Linked DNA regions of Mus musculus: region 2 is linked to region 1. A link is a loop called in an ENCODE intact Hi-C map of the cell type or tissue named here. Cell type or tissue: left cerebral cortex. All regions are shown on one strand.

Region 1 (8,000 bases):
AGAAACCCTGTCTCGAAAAACCAAAAAAAATTGTGACCTACCTGGCCTGGAACTCAGATCCTCCTGCTCTGCCTCTGCCTCCCAAATGCTGGGGTTAAAGGTATTTGCTACATCACCCACCTTTGCTTTAGTTTTTAAAGAAAAAGATTAGTTTTAAACAGACAGGTGGTGCACACCTATAATCCCACCACTGGGGAGTTGGAAGCAGGAGGATCAGGAATTCTAGGCCAACAGTGGCAACATAGTGAGTTTGAGGATAGCTAGCCTTGGTTAATGAGACTTGGCTAATAAGAGATGCCCTCTTCTGGCCTCTGGGGGCACTGCAGACATGGTGTACACACACACACCACATGCAGAAAACACCCACACATGTAAAATAAAAATAAGCCAATCTTTATTTTTCATTTGTGTGTGTGTGTGTATGTGTGGGGTGTATGTATGCACACATGCAAGCATGTGGGGGTCGGTATATGTCTCAGTGGGAGGGGGAGTGCATGCATGCCTATGCGTATGTTACATGTGCCATGTGTACCTATGAGCACAGGGGCCTGGGGCTCACAGACGTCAGGAGAGGACTTCAGAGCCACCATGGAGGGAGCTGACAGAAATTACACCCGGGTTCTATATAAGGGCAACAAGCTCTGAGCTGCTGAGCCATCTCTCCAGCTCATAAATCAGACTTGAAATAAAACAATATAGAAATGATTTCCTTTATGTATGTCTGGGTGCAGGGAAACACCACGTGTGTATGCCGAGGTCAGAGGACAGCCTGCTGTAGCTGGTTCTCTGCATCCACCTGTGTCACAGGGGACCAGCTCAGGTCACCACGCTCAGCAGTAAACATCTCTCTTCAGAGCCATCTCCACGGGACCTCACTGTTACTCAGGAACTCAGGATGGCCTCAAACTCACCAGAGATCCACCTGCTTCTGCCTCTGGCCTCTGGCCTCTGGCCTCTGCCCCTGCGGGGATTACAGACCTGGGCCACCATATCCAAGTGATTTTTGTTTGTTGTTTTTCTTTCTTTTTTTTTCTTTTTTCTTTTTTTTTTATTTTATGTATGTAAGTACACTGTAACTATCTTCAGAGACACCAGAAGAGGGCATCAGATCCCATTACAGATGGTTGTGAGCCACCATGTGGTTGCTGGGATTTGAACTCAGAACCTTTGGGAGAGCAGTCAGTGCTCTTAACTGCTGAGCCATCTCTCTAGCCTGTTTGTTGTTTTTCGAGACAGGGTTTCTCTGTGTCGCTCTGGCTGTCTGGGAGCTTGCTCTGTACACTAGGTTGGTCTTGAAATCACAGAGATGGCCCTGCCTCTGCCTCCTGAGTGCTGGGATTAAAGACATGTGCCACCACTGCCACCCATGATTTTTTTTTTTTTAAATATAAAATTATCTGCTCTCCTCTCTCCAGGCCTCTGAAAGTCAAAGCACATTCTATCCTGTAAACTTTAACTTATGCTCACACTCTTCTGATATGCACTGACCCAGGCCCTCAACCAAGACCGCCATTTAAAATCAGCAGGGGGCCTTCGGAAAGACACAAAGGCTAGGCCAAGTGGCACGGGATGCCATCCCACCTAATCTACCAAGGTGGCTGAGGCAGGAGTGTCCCAAGTAAGTCTCTCCTGTGCTCAGAGAACATTCAGAGCCAGGAGAAGAATTTCAGTGAGACCCCCAACTTAAATAAAAGGCAGAAGCAGCTGAGGATACAGCCAAGCGTTTCACAACTCTTGTCTGAGCCCAACCCCCAACTCTGGGAAAGAAACAAAGACTCACACACAGCCTCCATCCCTTGCACAGGACCTCAGAACCCTCAAAGAAGCCCGCAAGCATCGCGCAGTGCCTCCCCCATTGTTTGTGTACCGCGCCCAATACCAGGTAACTACATAAAGGATCGCCCGGGACCACGGAGGGCAAGCTGGCACCATCAGGATACAGGTCATTTCCATTCTTCACATTTCAAAATTCAGCAGGTGGGTGAATCTGTGAGCACAGAGGCCACCGTCGAGACCCCAGATTCTCATTTCATAGTCTAAAATGAGGTCAGGGGTGGGCTTCAAGTTCCCCAGGTAAACTCCTACACCTGCACACCTATTAGGCAGACCTTGTTTAAGTCAGGTTTTTCCTAAGAATCACCTGGCACAGTCCCTGCATTTAACAAGGAGACACGAATCAACCGCGGCACATTACAGTCTACTTATCTTACTAATTAAAGTGTTTATTGCAGGGGTTGGGGTAGGGTTCCACACAGAGCTCTGACGAAGTGTCTTCATAAAAACTTATATTCTGGGGGATGGGGGGGGGGCGTGTAGCTCAGTGGTAGAATGGTTAACAGGCTGGAGGACCGGGTTTGGTCCCTAGCACCATCAAACCCCAAAACAATTTAAAAAGCCAACAAACACCACCCGCAGGAAGTGTGGAGCAGGAAATGTGGGAACCGTGTTCCAGTACCTTCCCGCCCCCGCCCCCACCCCCAGGCTTTCCGTTTCCGTTTCCCACTCGGTAGAATTGAGTAGAGCCTCCGAACTGAGGCCTCGGGGAAGCCAGGCACAAAGAGCCCACAAGATGGCAGCTGGCATCTCTCCTTCCTACACTGATACCTGCTCAGCAGCCCCACCCAGCTCCGGCGTCCCACGGCCGAGCTACAGGGAACCGGAGAGACGGCGCCGCAGGCCCCGCCCAGCCGCAGCGCCTTACCTGCGCGGCCCTAGAAACGCACCTCCCAGGTCCCACCCCCAGGGGCTCCGATTGGCGGCTGGAGGCGCGGCCTGGGACTCTGCATTCTCTCCAGCTCGACCTCTGTCCCCAGGGGATCGAGCCTGCCCCCGCCCCCAGCCCCTGGCGGGGTCCCCCGCCTGCCAGGACGGACTCCCGGGGGCCGCGGCAGGTGTCCCCTCCTCCCTGCCCACGGCCCGGCCACTCACCCCGCGCGCGGCCTACTGTCCACCCGCTTCTTGTGGCGCACGGGCTGCAGCGGGATGCTGTCCGTCATGTCGCCGCCCGCCGCGCCCCCTGCGCTCCCCGCGGCCTCCGCGCCGCCCCGGGGCAGGGGGAGAAGGCGCCGGCAGCGGGCGGGCCGGGCCCGCAGCGCAGGGGCGAGGTCGCGAGCGCCGGGCCACGCGCGGAGCCGCCCGCGCGGCCCGACCGACGGACACGGCCGCACCATGGGCCCCGCTCCGCGCTGCGCCCACGCGCGCGCCCGCCCGCCGCCCGGGGCCGCCGCAGTGTCCCCGCCCGCGCCGCGCGCCCCCCACGCGCGCCTCCCCCCGGCCACGCGCCCCCCGCCGTGTCCGTGCGCGCGAGCGCGAGCGCGCGTCCCGCCGCACTCACCCCACCCCGGGCATTCTCTCCTGCTCGCTCCGAGCGGCGCGCACTCACCCCGCCCTGCTCACCCCACCTCCACGCCGCGGCCACTCGCGCGCACAGCCTGCCTCCTCTGCTGCAACCTGCGCCTCGCGCTGGGGTCCCCCGAGTTTCGGGCCGGGGTTGGGGGGAGAAGGTGGGCAGGTTTTCGGACCCCCACACACCCTGTGGCATCAATCCCACCCCTCTCTCCAGCTGCATTCCTAAATCATAATAACAGAGTCACAGCAGCCTTCACCCAGACACAGTGATCGCATGCAAAGGCTGTATCAGTCAGTCTGTCTCTCTCTATCTCAAAAAGGATATTGTGAAAATGAAAACACTCTGGGCGCCAGAGAACAGCTCAGCATTTAAAAAGCAGCCACCATTGCTTGACACACCTGCAGCTTCAGCCCCAAGGGGTCGGAGAGGGCACCTGCGCTGACGTGGCATACACCCACGCAGGCATATGCTACTTAAAAGAATAATGAAAACAAACCTTAAAACCAGCACATAGGAGCTGAGTTTGGTGGTGTATGCCTTTGATCTCAGCACTTGGGAGGTAGAGGCAGGCTGAGTTCAAGGCCAACCTGGTCTACAGAGCCTTGATGAGCCAGGGATATACAGAGAAACGATGTCTCTAAATAAATAATCAATCGACCAGCATATAGAGGGCTAGAGAGATGGTTCATTGGTTATGTTCACCAGCTGCACTTGTAGAGGACCTGGGTTCGATTTCCAGCACCCTTGTGCTAGCTGATCAATGTCGGTAGTCCAGCTCCAGGGGAAATGATGCCCTCTTGTGGCCATCGTTGGTATTGCATGCATATGATTCAAACATATGCAAAAAAAAAAAAAAAAAGTAAAATACACAAATCTTTTTTAAAATGAGTATGTATGTCAAGTCCCTCAAGATGTAACACCGTGTAACTACCATAAACGATGCTGAACTATGAGGGGCAGTTTCTGCTGATGTTTTCTGCCAGGGTCCCTATCTTTTATAGTATTTTCTCTATCGAGAAAGGATACCAAACAAATAACAAAAGTGACTGAGATTCCAAAGACATTCCCCAAGGAAGGAGGCATCAGAAGTATTTTTGAGGGAAAACACTATTCTTCTACCAGCTGAGCTGGCTGGCTTACTTCTTCCTCTTCATTTCTAAAATGGTGCAACAGGGCCAGGTCCTAGGTTTTGTCCGCAGCATCAAGACACACGTACACTCGCGCGCGCGCGCGCGCACACACACACACACACACACACACACACACCACCACCACCACCACCACAACCACACCATATGTGCCATGGCACACAGAGCTCAGTATGTGCATATAGGTAGACCCATTAGAGTAAGAGAGCAAATCCTACCTCCGGACCCACATCTGTCCCCAGCTCCTCACACAGGATCTCACTACATAGCCCTGACCTGGAACTCTAGACCAGGCTGGCTTCAAAGAAATCCACCTGCCTCTGCCACACTAGCGCTGGGATTAAAGGTGTGTACTACCATTCCCAGCCAGCCAAAGATAGACTTGTAGTTGAGTTTAGCTAGATCCTAAAGCTTTCAGCAAGTCCCAATAGCCCTCCCCACTAAATCCAAATAACTAAACCCATTTCACCAGCAAGGCACAGGAACTCCGAGCCGCCAGCACAGAACCACGGCATCATCAGGGAGCAGGGCTGGGCTCCACACTCAGTCATCCATCGGGATATGGGTCAGGTCACAGCAGAGCCACAGCTACCGGAACCCTTTGGAGCACCAAGCAAATGCTGCCCCACATACATTCAGGCACTCCCTTGGCTCCTATGGCTAATACCCTCTCTGGACCCAAAATGTAGCAAGAGCAACTGATCAGCCAGGACCCTGGAGGCTTCCAGCACCTTCCAGCTGTGAAACTCCTCCCGGCAGACCCCATGCTCTGCAGGGCTCCAGTTCCTTGTCTGTGACAGAGCTCAGATAGGCAGCGTTGGAAGGAACATTAGTCAGCCATGAGCAATAGCAGGGCTAGCATGCATGCCAGACGCACTGTATGGGCAAGGCTCCAGGGCAGCAGAATGTGCCTGTGTGTGACATAGTCTCCATAGGTAGCCCAGGCTAGCCAATTTTTCTGCCTCAGCCTCCTGAGTGCTGGAATTAAGTACAAGTCCCACCTAAAACAAACAAAGTTCTTTTTAAAAGGTTTCACTCTCATAAGCCACTCTCTGGAAGAGAGAGACACTTAAAGCCTCGGTATCCAATGAGTTAGAGGCTCTCCTGGGCTACAAGGGGAGTTCCAGGCTATTCTGAGCTACATGGCGAGAACCTGTCTCAAAAAAATAAAGGAAACCAGCCCCATCCGTTCAATGGGCTGGGTGTCTCTGACTCCTGGGTGTCTAGAAAGATCTTTGAGGGGCTGAGGAGATGGCTCAGCGGTTAAGAGCACTGACCGAAGGTCCTGAGTTCAAATCCCGGCAACCACATGGTGGCTCACAACCATCCGTAATGAGATCTGGCGCCCTCTTCTGGGGTGTCTGAAGACAGCTACAGTGTACTTACATATAATAAATTTAAAAATTAAAAAATTAATTAATTAAATGAGAAAGAACATTATTTTTTTTAAAAAAGCTATAAAAGAATAAAAAATGGAAAAATAAAATAAAATATCGTCCTGAGGAAAAGCCAAAAAAAAAAAAAGCTATAAAAGCCGGGCGTGGTGGCGCACACCTTTAATCCCAGCACTTGGGAGGCAGAGGCAGGCAGATTTCTGAGTTTGAGGCCAGCCTGGTCTACAGAGTGAGTTCCAGGACAGCCAGAACTACACAGAGAAACCCTGTCTCAGAAAAAAAAAAAAAAAAAGCTATAAAAAAGAAAGATCTTCAAATAAGCTGGTCCAGTCCACTCTTGCTTTCCAGACATCAGAAATGGCAGCCAGCAGGTTTCCCGTGACTCACATGAATCCCTCCATGGATAGCAACAGGTATGAACTGGAATATACCTGAGCCTCTTCCTTCAGGCCACAGAGCTTTGAGCTCTAAGTGGACCCCCATGCAGTAGGCTGCTTACATGCTCTTTTTTGGATCTGACTAATGAGCTGGCTCAGGCGAAGGCAGACTGTGGCTGAACAGTCATCTAGGTCCCACGCCCATGTAAAGGTGTTACTGAGAAGACTCCCCGGGGCTATCCTCTGACCCACGCCATTCATATGGGCGCTTTCGAAGATGTGTACGTGTGTGCGCTCGCGTACACACACACATGCACACACTCTTAAGCAGACACCACCTTGCACAGTAGCAGACACACATATGCACGCGTGCGTGCGCACACACATGCACATGAAATGACAGCTACCTAGACAGCTCAGCAGTTAAAGGTGTTTGCCACCAAGCCTGGAGGGCCGGAGTTGAACGTCCCCGATCTAGGCGGGAGGAAAGGTTCAGCTGCCACGGAGTCTCCTCTGACCTCCACACTCACAACTGGCTCACACACACACCCTCGTGAGTAATAAAAACAAGTAGAACTTTCTTAAATGTTTTGAGGAGGGCATGGTGGTATATGCCTTTAATCACAGACTTACGGGGCACAAAGGCGGGCAGATCTCTCTGAGTTCCTATATATATAGTAGGAGCTAATTTCAACTTATTTTCAAGCCAGGGTTTCTCTGTGTAGCTCTGGTTGTCCTGGAACTTCAACTGTAGACCACGTTAGCTTTGAATTCACAGAGATCTGCCAAGTGCTAGGATTAAAGGTGTTCAACCCTCACTGGGCCTCCCCAATGCTAGGATCAGAAGTTTGGGACACATGTTTACCTTTTAATAACCCAATCCCGCTCTTTTGTCTTTGGAAAGCAGTGTTTATAGGGCCAGGCCGGATAGCTACAGAATCTACATTCTTACACTCAGTATCATACAGCCAGCCAGACTAGCCTTGAATTTACCTTTTTCCTCAATTCCTAGAGTGGGGATTATGGGTGTGGACCCACACCTGGCTTTAATCTACAATACTGTTGTTTCCAGAAAGTGTTCCAGGAAGTGCAGGGGAATCCAAGGTAGGATTCCATCTCACTGTTCTCACTAAGGGCCTGCTTGGAACAGTCCAGGCACTAAGATGCTAGACTCAACAGGAAAGAGAAACTGTCCTTGGAAGGGTCTTTTGGAAGCTCGCAGGAGACCCCGAGAGAATGGATATCCTACCTTGTCCATCAGCTGGGATAACCTAGACCTGAGTTAGCTTTGGGCTATTTTGTTATAAATGGCTGCCATGGAAATGCAGATGGTCCCACCCACTAAAGGTTTGCCCTGTGGGCATCAGCTATGTTTCCCACCAGTTTGTAAATTCATTTCAATCTTCCTGATAGTATGTAATTTAAGTGTTCTGCTTAGCTGGAGGGCTATAGGGTGAGGCAGAAGTCCAGTTTCTTGGAAGTTCATTTTTCTCTGTTTTGAAATCCTTAGTGTTAGCTATGCTAGGAGCGGTTTTCCCCGAGGCTTGATTCATAATTAAAAACAAAAAAACCAAAGTACAAGCTGCCCAACCTCTTGGATGGACTTGCAAGGTCTCCATGCCTCAATCCTGATGGCCTTGAACACAGGGCAGGTCACTCTTCTGCAAAAGCATTATTTTGTTGCTCAGAATCAGCCAGAGTGTCACAAGCATGATCTACAGCAATTTCTGGG
Region 2 (8,000 bases), 490 kb before region 1:
CTACCCTACCTACATGGTGACTCTGGGGTATGGGGCTCATAGTAGCTGCCTGGTGACTCTGGAGTGACGGTGACTTTAGGGAGATGTATAATGGGGACCCACAAAGATGTGGTTGTTGTGTGGGCTCTAGGGTGGTTTTCCTGGAGAAAAACCAGCTCTCAATGAGTTGATTTCTGTTTGCCCAGCCTGGCTAACACCGCTCTGAGTCTGCAAGGTCCAAAGATGTCAAAGATGAAAAGTATTAAAAATCCACAGTAGAGGCCAAGGCCAAGGCCAAGGCCAAGGCCAAGGGAAGACCACAAGTTCAGAGGCTGCCTGGTCTACCCAGTGGGTTCAAGGCCAGTCTGGTCAAGTAGTGAGACCCTGTCTCAAAAGAAAAATATCTAAAGGGGGCGGCTGAGATGGCTCAGCAGGTAAAGGTGGTGTACTGGCTGCTTTTGGGTGTCAACTTGACACAAGCTAGAGTCATCAGAGAGAAAGGAGCCTCAGTTGAGGGAGGACCTCCATGAGCTCCAGCTGTAAGGCATTTTCTCAATTAGTGATTGCTAGGGAAGGGCCCAGTTCACTGTGGTTGGCTCCATCCCTAGGCTGGTGGTCCTGGGTTCTATAAGAGAGCAGGCTGCGCAAGCCATGGGGAACAAGCCAGTAAACAGCATCCCTCCATGGCCTCTGCATCAGCGCCTGCCTCTAGCTTCCTTCTCTGTGTGCGTTCCTGCCTGACTTCCTTTGGGGATGAACACTGATGTGGAAGTGTGAGCCGAATAACTTGTGTTTGGTCATGGTGTTCTTGCCACAGCAATAGGAACCCTAACTAAGGCAAGGTGCTTGTTTCCAGACCTGGCCCCTTGAGCTCAGTCTCCAGGACACAGGTGACAGAAGGGGAGAACTAACTGTAGAAAGCTGTGTTCCGACTTTAACACAGGTGTAGCATGCACATGCTCACACGTGTGCATACACAGCCAGGTGTGGTGGTGCACGCCTTTGATCTCAGTACTCAGGCAGAGGCCTGAGGATCTACGTAGGCAGCCGGAGCAACATAGTGAGTCCCAGGGTGGCAGGGGCTACACCGTGAAACCCTATCTAAAACAGACAAACAAACAGCCCCCCCCCCCAACAATAGCTGGTTTGCTGTGCCCAATTGTGATTCCAACACCGGGAGGCCCTGGCTGAGGCAGGAGGGTAGAGGGCTCCAGGCCAGCCTAGGCAGGCCTTACTAAAAACCAAACAAAGAAACAAACAAGCAAAGAAACAAATGTTGCCCCTCTCAGTTCTCCAGAGAAGAATGAGACTACAAATGTGAGACACACAGACAAAAGACATCATGGGAGCAGAGTTCCAGCTGCTTCAAGCCCCCAAATTGGGTTTCAATTTACTCCCATTTTTTTTATCCCCAGTCTCTGGGAGCACAATTGTTGTCCTTGGGGTTTCCATACTCCCCAATTCTCCTGGTGATTGCCACTTTTATGCACGGGGTCTCCCCAGGCTCTTGCTTGGGTCACTAGGTCTGAGGGTCTCCACCTGCCACTGCCAGTCACTTCATTCACTGTCAAGGAAAGCTGGCACCCGAGGGTGACAGCAGCGGGTGACAGCAGCTTTTACATCCCTTGGCACCAGCCTCTCTTGTCATCTTAAGACTGCAGAAATGAAGCCTGCTGTCGCCAGGAGCAGAGGGGATGGTGGCAAATGCTTTCTTTAGGCGTCAGAACCACTAAGCCACCCCCAGGCATGGCACGGGACTGGGAAATGTGAGAGACACATGTCTGAGGTGGCTGCCAAGGGGACAATTCCTGCCCAAGAAGATTGGCAGGTTCAGGGTGGCATTGGGCCGTCTAAGGGACTTTGTATCTCCTTTCTCATTTATTGAGGTGGTTTCTGAGGGAACCAGGCAGGCAGCAGCTGTGACCGGAAGTGTAGGAGTGTCCAGAATCAGGGTATCAGGTGGAGAGCTGGCAGGGATCTGCTTACTGTGTCTTCATCTCATGCCAACATGCCCAGGGTATACCCCATCACTTCTCAAGCATCGACTTGTGCCCAGTGGCCCACCCTGCTCATCTTGGCCTGATGCTCTGACTTTCAGCTGGTTCCAGCTGGTCCTTTAAATTAAAGATTGCTTTTTGGCTAGTATGCCAAACAATGGGTTTCATTGAGACTTTTTTTTTTTTTTTTTTTTTTTTTTTTTGAGGCAGGGTCTCATTATATAAGCCCTAGCTGGCCTAGAACTTGCCAGTTAGTCTATGCTGGCCAGAAACCCAGAGCTCCATCTGCCTCTGCCTCTAGGGTGCTGTGATTAAAGAAGTGCACCACCATGCCCAGCGAAAGTGGCTTGTCCTTGTTTTTAGAGGAAGGAGGGGTCCTAGGCCTTGTGATTGACAGGCAGTGGTTGTGGTTAGGTTGGCGGCATGGAAAGTGGAGTCTTGGCTGTGCTTCACCCACCAGCAGGGGGTGCTGGGTCACTAGGAAATTTTTGTCATTAGGTCCCCTCAAATACTGTTTATGTCTCTTTAAAAAAAAAAAAATAAAACAACACACTTTCCACCCTTAATCCCAGCACTTGGAGGGAGAAATTTAACCTAGGCCCTACTATGTGTTAGGCATGTGCTCTACCATTGAACTGTACAACCTATATTCAAGCTCAAAGATATGTTTTATTTATTTCTTATTTATTTTACTTTATGGGCATGAGTGTTTTGCTTGCATGTATATCTGTGTACCATGTTTGTACCCAGTGCCAGCAGAGACCAGAAGAAAGTACTGGGTCTTCTGGAACTAGAGTTACAGATGGTTGTGAGCCACCACGTGGGTACTGGGAACCGAACCCAGGTCCTTTGAAAGAGCAACTGGCGATCATAACTCCTGCACCATGTCTCCAGGCCCCTGTTTTTGTTTTTGTTTTGTTTTGTTTGTTTGTTTGTTTTTTGAGACTGGGTCTTCTGTGTGTAGCCCAGGTTGGCCTTGAATTTGATTTGTAGCTGAAAACAGACTTAAAATCCTCATCTTCTACTTGTCCCATGCTAGGATTGTAGGCCTGTACAGTCATACTTGGCTAGAAAGGGACACTTGATAAACCCTACCCTCAAGTGGGAGAGTGACGGTCAGTAGGTGCAGAGAGGGTGGGGGCTCACGTTCTGCTGTGGTAACAGGTAGGAAAGAGCAAGTAAGGGGAAAGACAATGGGGTTAGGAGGGGCAGGGCGGGCAGGTTGGTAGTGTCTTTTGTAAGGAGGTGAAAATCAGCTTCCAGAGGTGATCATGGAAGAGATGTCTCAGGTCTCTCAGAGCTGGGTAAAGCTCGCACAGGCCCTAGTTTGGGGCGGACTTCTAAATGGAAGTGGGCCCAGCCTGTTAGAAAGAAAGCCAACTGAGGAAGTGGTATGCTTGTGAGTGGTGGCCAGACTTTCCCCAGCCTCCAGCAGGGCACAAAAACAAAGAGCTGCCAAGAGTTGGGTGCGGTGCACACAAGGGAGGTAGAGGCAGGAAGATCGGAAGTCCAAGGTGTTTTTTTTTTTTTTTTTTTTTTGGTTTTTCGAGACAGGGTTTCTCTGTATAGCCCTGGCTGTCCTGGAACTCACTTTGTAGACCAGGCTGGCCTCGAACTCAGAAGTCCGCCTGCCTCTGCCTCCCTTATGTAGTGAGTTTTGGGCCCAACTGGACTACACGAGATGCTCTCTTAAAAACAGAAACAAGCAATAAAACAGCTCCTACTACTTTTAAAGCGGTGTATGGAATCTGGCTATTTACAAGCAGCCTGACCTGTCCCATGTTGTAACTCTGAAAACTACCAGCAGGTGGCAGTAGAGGACAAGGAAAGCCCTTAATGCACTGGCTCCACAGGTGCGCTTCAGACCCATTGGCTGTCCAGGTCCATTAGGATACGGAGCACTGGAGAGGGAGGAGGGGGAACATGCAGATCAGTTACGGATCAAGGAAGACGTCTTAATTTGTGTTTTCATTGCTGCTACGAATGAAACACCATGACCAAGAAACAAATTGGAGCGGAAAGGGTTCATTTGGTTTACACATAGCAGTCCATCATTGAAGGAAGTCAGGGCAAGAATTCAAACAGGGCAGGAACCTGGAGGCAGGAGTCTGATGGAAAGGCCGCGGAGGGGTGCTGCTTACTGGCCTGTTCATCATGGCTTGCTCAGACTGCTTTCTTATAGAACCTAGGACCACCAATGGAGAAGGCACCACCCACAATGGGTGGGGCCCACCCCCATCAATCACTAATTAAGAAAATGCACTACAGGATTACCTACAGTCCTATCATATGGAGGCATTTTTAAAAAATAGGATTTATTTATTTCATGTATATGAATACACCATTGCTCTCTTCAGACACACCAGAAAAGGGCATCAGACCCCATTACAGATGTTTGTCAGCCACCATGGGGTTGCTGGGAATTGAACTCAGGACCTCTGGAAGAGCAGTCAGTGCTCTTAACCGCTCTTAATTGAGGTATCCTACCCTCAGATGACTCTAGCCTGTGGCAAGTTGACATAAAATTTGCAGCACAGAAGCCCATGGTATGTTCACATGCAAACCCCTCCCTCTTCCTGGGTTTATATAAAACCAGGGCAGGCATAGGGAGGTGAAGGAGAGAGGAAGTCTTATAGATGGGGCAAAGCAGCAGGGGCTCTCTCTGGGTGCCATGCACTTCCCTACTTTGGGAAGAGGCAGTGGTAGGAGAGGGGGTTAATTTTCTACTCTAGGGAGGATCAGGTCCCCTAGAAGCTGCAGCAGCCAAGACAGCAGGCAGTGACAGCAATACTGACTGAGCCCAGGGACAGCTGGGGAGACTCAGTTGTACCTGTAGCTGTTGCTGGCAGACACTCAATTTTGTTTTTGTTTTGGACAGATCTCAGACTGGCCAGGAGCTCATTAGGTAGCCCAGGCTGGGCTCGAACTCTCAGTAATTCTCCTGCCTCAGATCATGGGTGCTGGCAATCTAGGCATGTGCTACCACAGGCAGAAATCTCTCCCTGACTGTCTCTACTCTCTCTCCTTTGCTTTCTCCCCACTCTCCCCTGTCCTCTTACCTTGAAGTGAGCAGTCCTGCTCCCCATCTCCCTCACCCCCCAATTCTAGCCATGGCTTTGCAACAGGCTTAAAGCTACGGGCCACATAGTATGGATGAAAACTTCTGAAATCATGAGCAGAGAGAGACCGTCCCTCCTCCAAGCTTGTCCTCTGAGGTGTTTGGTCTGAGTGTGGGATGCTGACTTACATAGTGAGAAGACTGGCCCTGTGTACCGACTTGACCATAAAGGGACCCGCAGGCATTTGGATGCGACCCACCTCAGCCTCAGCAATGGCTTCCAGCCTCCTGCCTCCACACACTCATATGCTGACTACAGACCTGTGCTGGCTTCCTCAGTAAACTAGGGACAGCGACTGTACCTGTAGAGTTAGGTGTAACCAGCCTGCTTCCTGTTGCTATGAGAAAATTCCCTGAAGTTGGCTCTTATATCTTGAAAAGAAATTATTTGGCTTTTAGTTTTGGAGGTTCAAGGGCACGGTGCCATCATGGGCTATGTTCAGAGGAGAGACCCACGTGGCTAGGTCACACCTTGGTGGATGGCATCATGCCAACTGTATGTGGAAGACGGAGAGATCACACGGTAAGGAGGTCAGAGAGGAGGGGTGGGTCAGACCTGCTCTTTATAACGCTTCATTCCTATGGGAATTGAATGGGGTCTCATGAGAGCTGCTATAGCCCTGCTAAGGGAAGACCCCGTGACCTACACACTTCTAGGAGCTACTGCTTCACAAGATGGCGACTTGGAGGACCAAGTTTTCTGCCCATTAGTTCCTTGGAAATAAGTCACACCCAAGCAGCATTCCTTATCCCAGGCAAAGTGACCTTTGAGGATTTTGTAGCTTGAGTACCCTGTTGTGGTTTCTGTTTGGTCTGTGAATCAGGAAGGGAGGCCAAAGATGGGGCTAAAGGCTTGTTCCTGGCTGCAACTACGTGTTTCTCTCTTACTACAGCTTCTGCCAGGCAAGTGTATGATTCAGTAAACGCCATCGTTGTGGTCTAGAACAGAATTCCTCTATACACCTGGCCTTTACACTTAGTCACTTGGTGCAATGTCAACCTCTCTCCACAGAGGGCGATAGAGAGGCATTGTGTGCTTTCAGACCACAGGTACCTCCCACCCCCCATCCCCTGGATATGGGCCGTTGCCACCTCAGGTCCTCATTGATTGGCTCAGGGTTGGTCACATGGTTAAGCCTTTCTGGTCAGAGCAAATCTCAGGGCTTAGGGGTTATCTTAGTTCTTTGTTTTTCCTCTTAGATTTGGTCTTGAGAAGGTGAACGTCTGGGCCTGTGGCAGCCATGCCATCACCATGAGTCTTGAGCTGTCAGTGATCGACGTGAGGAACGCAAGAGTGGATGAACACGGTGGAAATTGTAAAATTGGCGGGATTCCTCACGGCCTGTGGCACCCCGCTGTGTGAGAGGCTGGTGCAGGACCACGGGCGTTTCAATTGTATGAACTTAAAACTGACTCGTTTTCAAGTTAGCTCTCTCATCGCAACCTTTCTCCTTTAAAGCAGTTTTAGGACACTTGGGAACAGAGTGGTCCTTCCCAAACCAGTAGTTTTGGAAACAGTTGCTACTTCCTCTGACAAGCACTTTACAGTGAATCTCACTTTCCTTCATGTCCCCACCTTTTGGTCCTTGGAGAAGAGTCTCCATGGCCCGCCCCCTTTCTTCCTCCTTCCTCCCTCCTCCCTCCTCCCTCCTCTCCCTCTCCCTCTCCCTCTCCCTCTCCCTCTCCCTCTCCCTCTCTCTCTCTCTCTCTCACACACACACACACACACACACATACACATACACACACACACACACACCTTCCCCTCTCAATCGCTAAGAGGACACACACGCTCTAACCACTACATCCTTTACGAGATGCGGGGGCTTGAACCTAGAACGTCATGCGTGCTAGGCAAGAGCTCTGCCAACCGAGCTCCAGATCTAGTCTGTTACCTCTCTTTTCCATATGAGAAAATACTGCTTAGAGAAGTTAAGTAAGCAACTCAAGGCCACCCAGCTCCCGAGGGGCAGAGGTAGGGCCACTCAGCCCCTTCATATACCGCTGTGCTTAGCTTCATAGAGGAGAGACTCCAGGGGTCAAGGAGGGAGGGGGTATGGGTAACGGGTAAGGGGGGGAGAATGGGGGCAGGGGGAGATGGGTAGCGGTGGGGGTATGGGGGAGGGGTTGGAAGAACATAACTGGGAGGCTGAGTAACAGAGAGAGGCCGAGCAGCTTGTCTTCTAAGTGCTAATGAAAAGCTCTCAGGTTGCTTTTGCCAAGTCTGCTATTGAGGTGTGAACATGCATCGGCAATTAGCAGCTGGGGTGCCAGCAGATGGAGCATGCGTGAAAGCCTTCATGGTGCCATGAAAACTCAGCTGAAGCTGACACTGGTGCCCCTCCCGGCCCTCACCCCCGCCTCTCTGCTGTTAGGTGACCAGACCTTCCACTGTGGCTGTCTGCTCCTGGAGCAACAGTTAAGAGTACCCTTGACATCTGCTACCCCTCGGGCATTTCCTGAGGACCACACCCACTGTTGCTTCCTCCAGTTTCATAGACCTATCGCCAATGTCGGCCAATAGAATCTGTTCTTCAGAACTGGACCTTCAACTGAGCAGGGTGGCTCTCCACTGTGATCCTAGCATTTGGGAGGTGGAGGAAGGAGGTTGGGGAGTTCAAGGCTGGCTTCACCAACATAGCAAGCTAAGGCTACGTGAGACCCTGTCTGGAAAACAACACCAACCAACCAACCAACCAGAAAGCCCAAAGCAAAAAACCCCAAACAAACCCCAAAGACCACATGCCAGTAGTGCATCCCTTTGTTAACTCTCTGGTGAAGGGAACTAGCTTCACTGTGCATGCTCCTCTGGTTGCAGGGAGAGATGCCAAACACTCATTCTGGTTTCCTGCCTACTTTTCTGGTGTTAGCCCTGGGAAGCACTGTGGGGACTCTCTGGAGTGGTG

The links. A loop is a pair of places that touch in the nucleus more often than their neighbours do. Peaks named below come from ENCODE experiments on the same cell type or tissue, not always from the same donor. Only the 100,000 strongest peaks of a DNase experiment are listed, where the experiment ranks them.
Region 2: it touches region 1 in a loop (2.4-fold over the local background); 1 of 42 quality-filtered maps calls a loop at or near these places.

The regions. Positions count from the first base shown.
Region 1 is chr2:168,738,754-168,746,753 of GRCm38, forward strand. It overlaps Atp9a (ATPase, class II, type 9A), which reads right to left and starts at 3,047. Exons shown (of 28, transcript NM_015731.3): 1 at 2,929-3,047. The coding sequence starts at 2,996. In left cerebral cortex, CTCF peaks have their summits at 311 (motif pointing left), 2,706, 4,148 (motif pointing left), 5,862 (motif pointing left) and 1 weaker place; DNase peaks (open chromatin) are centred at 789, 2,121, 2,669, 3,513 and 1 more place; H3K4me3 peaks cover 1,994 bases; H3K27ac peaks cover 1,357 bases.
Region 2 is chr2:168,246,662-168,254,661 of GRCm38, forward strand. No RefSeq gene overlaps it. Among named protein-coding and RNA genes, the nearest start is that of Mocs3, 20 kb to the left of the region's middle. In left cerebral cortex, CTCF peaks have their summits at 2,433 (motif pointing right), 3,793 (motif pointing right) and 6,097; DNase peaks (open chromatin) are centred at 2,409, 3,791, 6,192 and 7,343.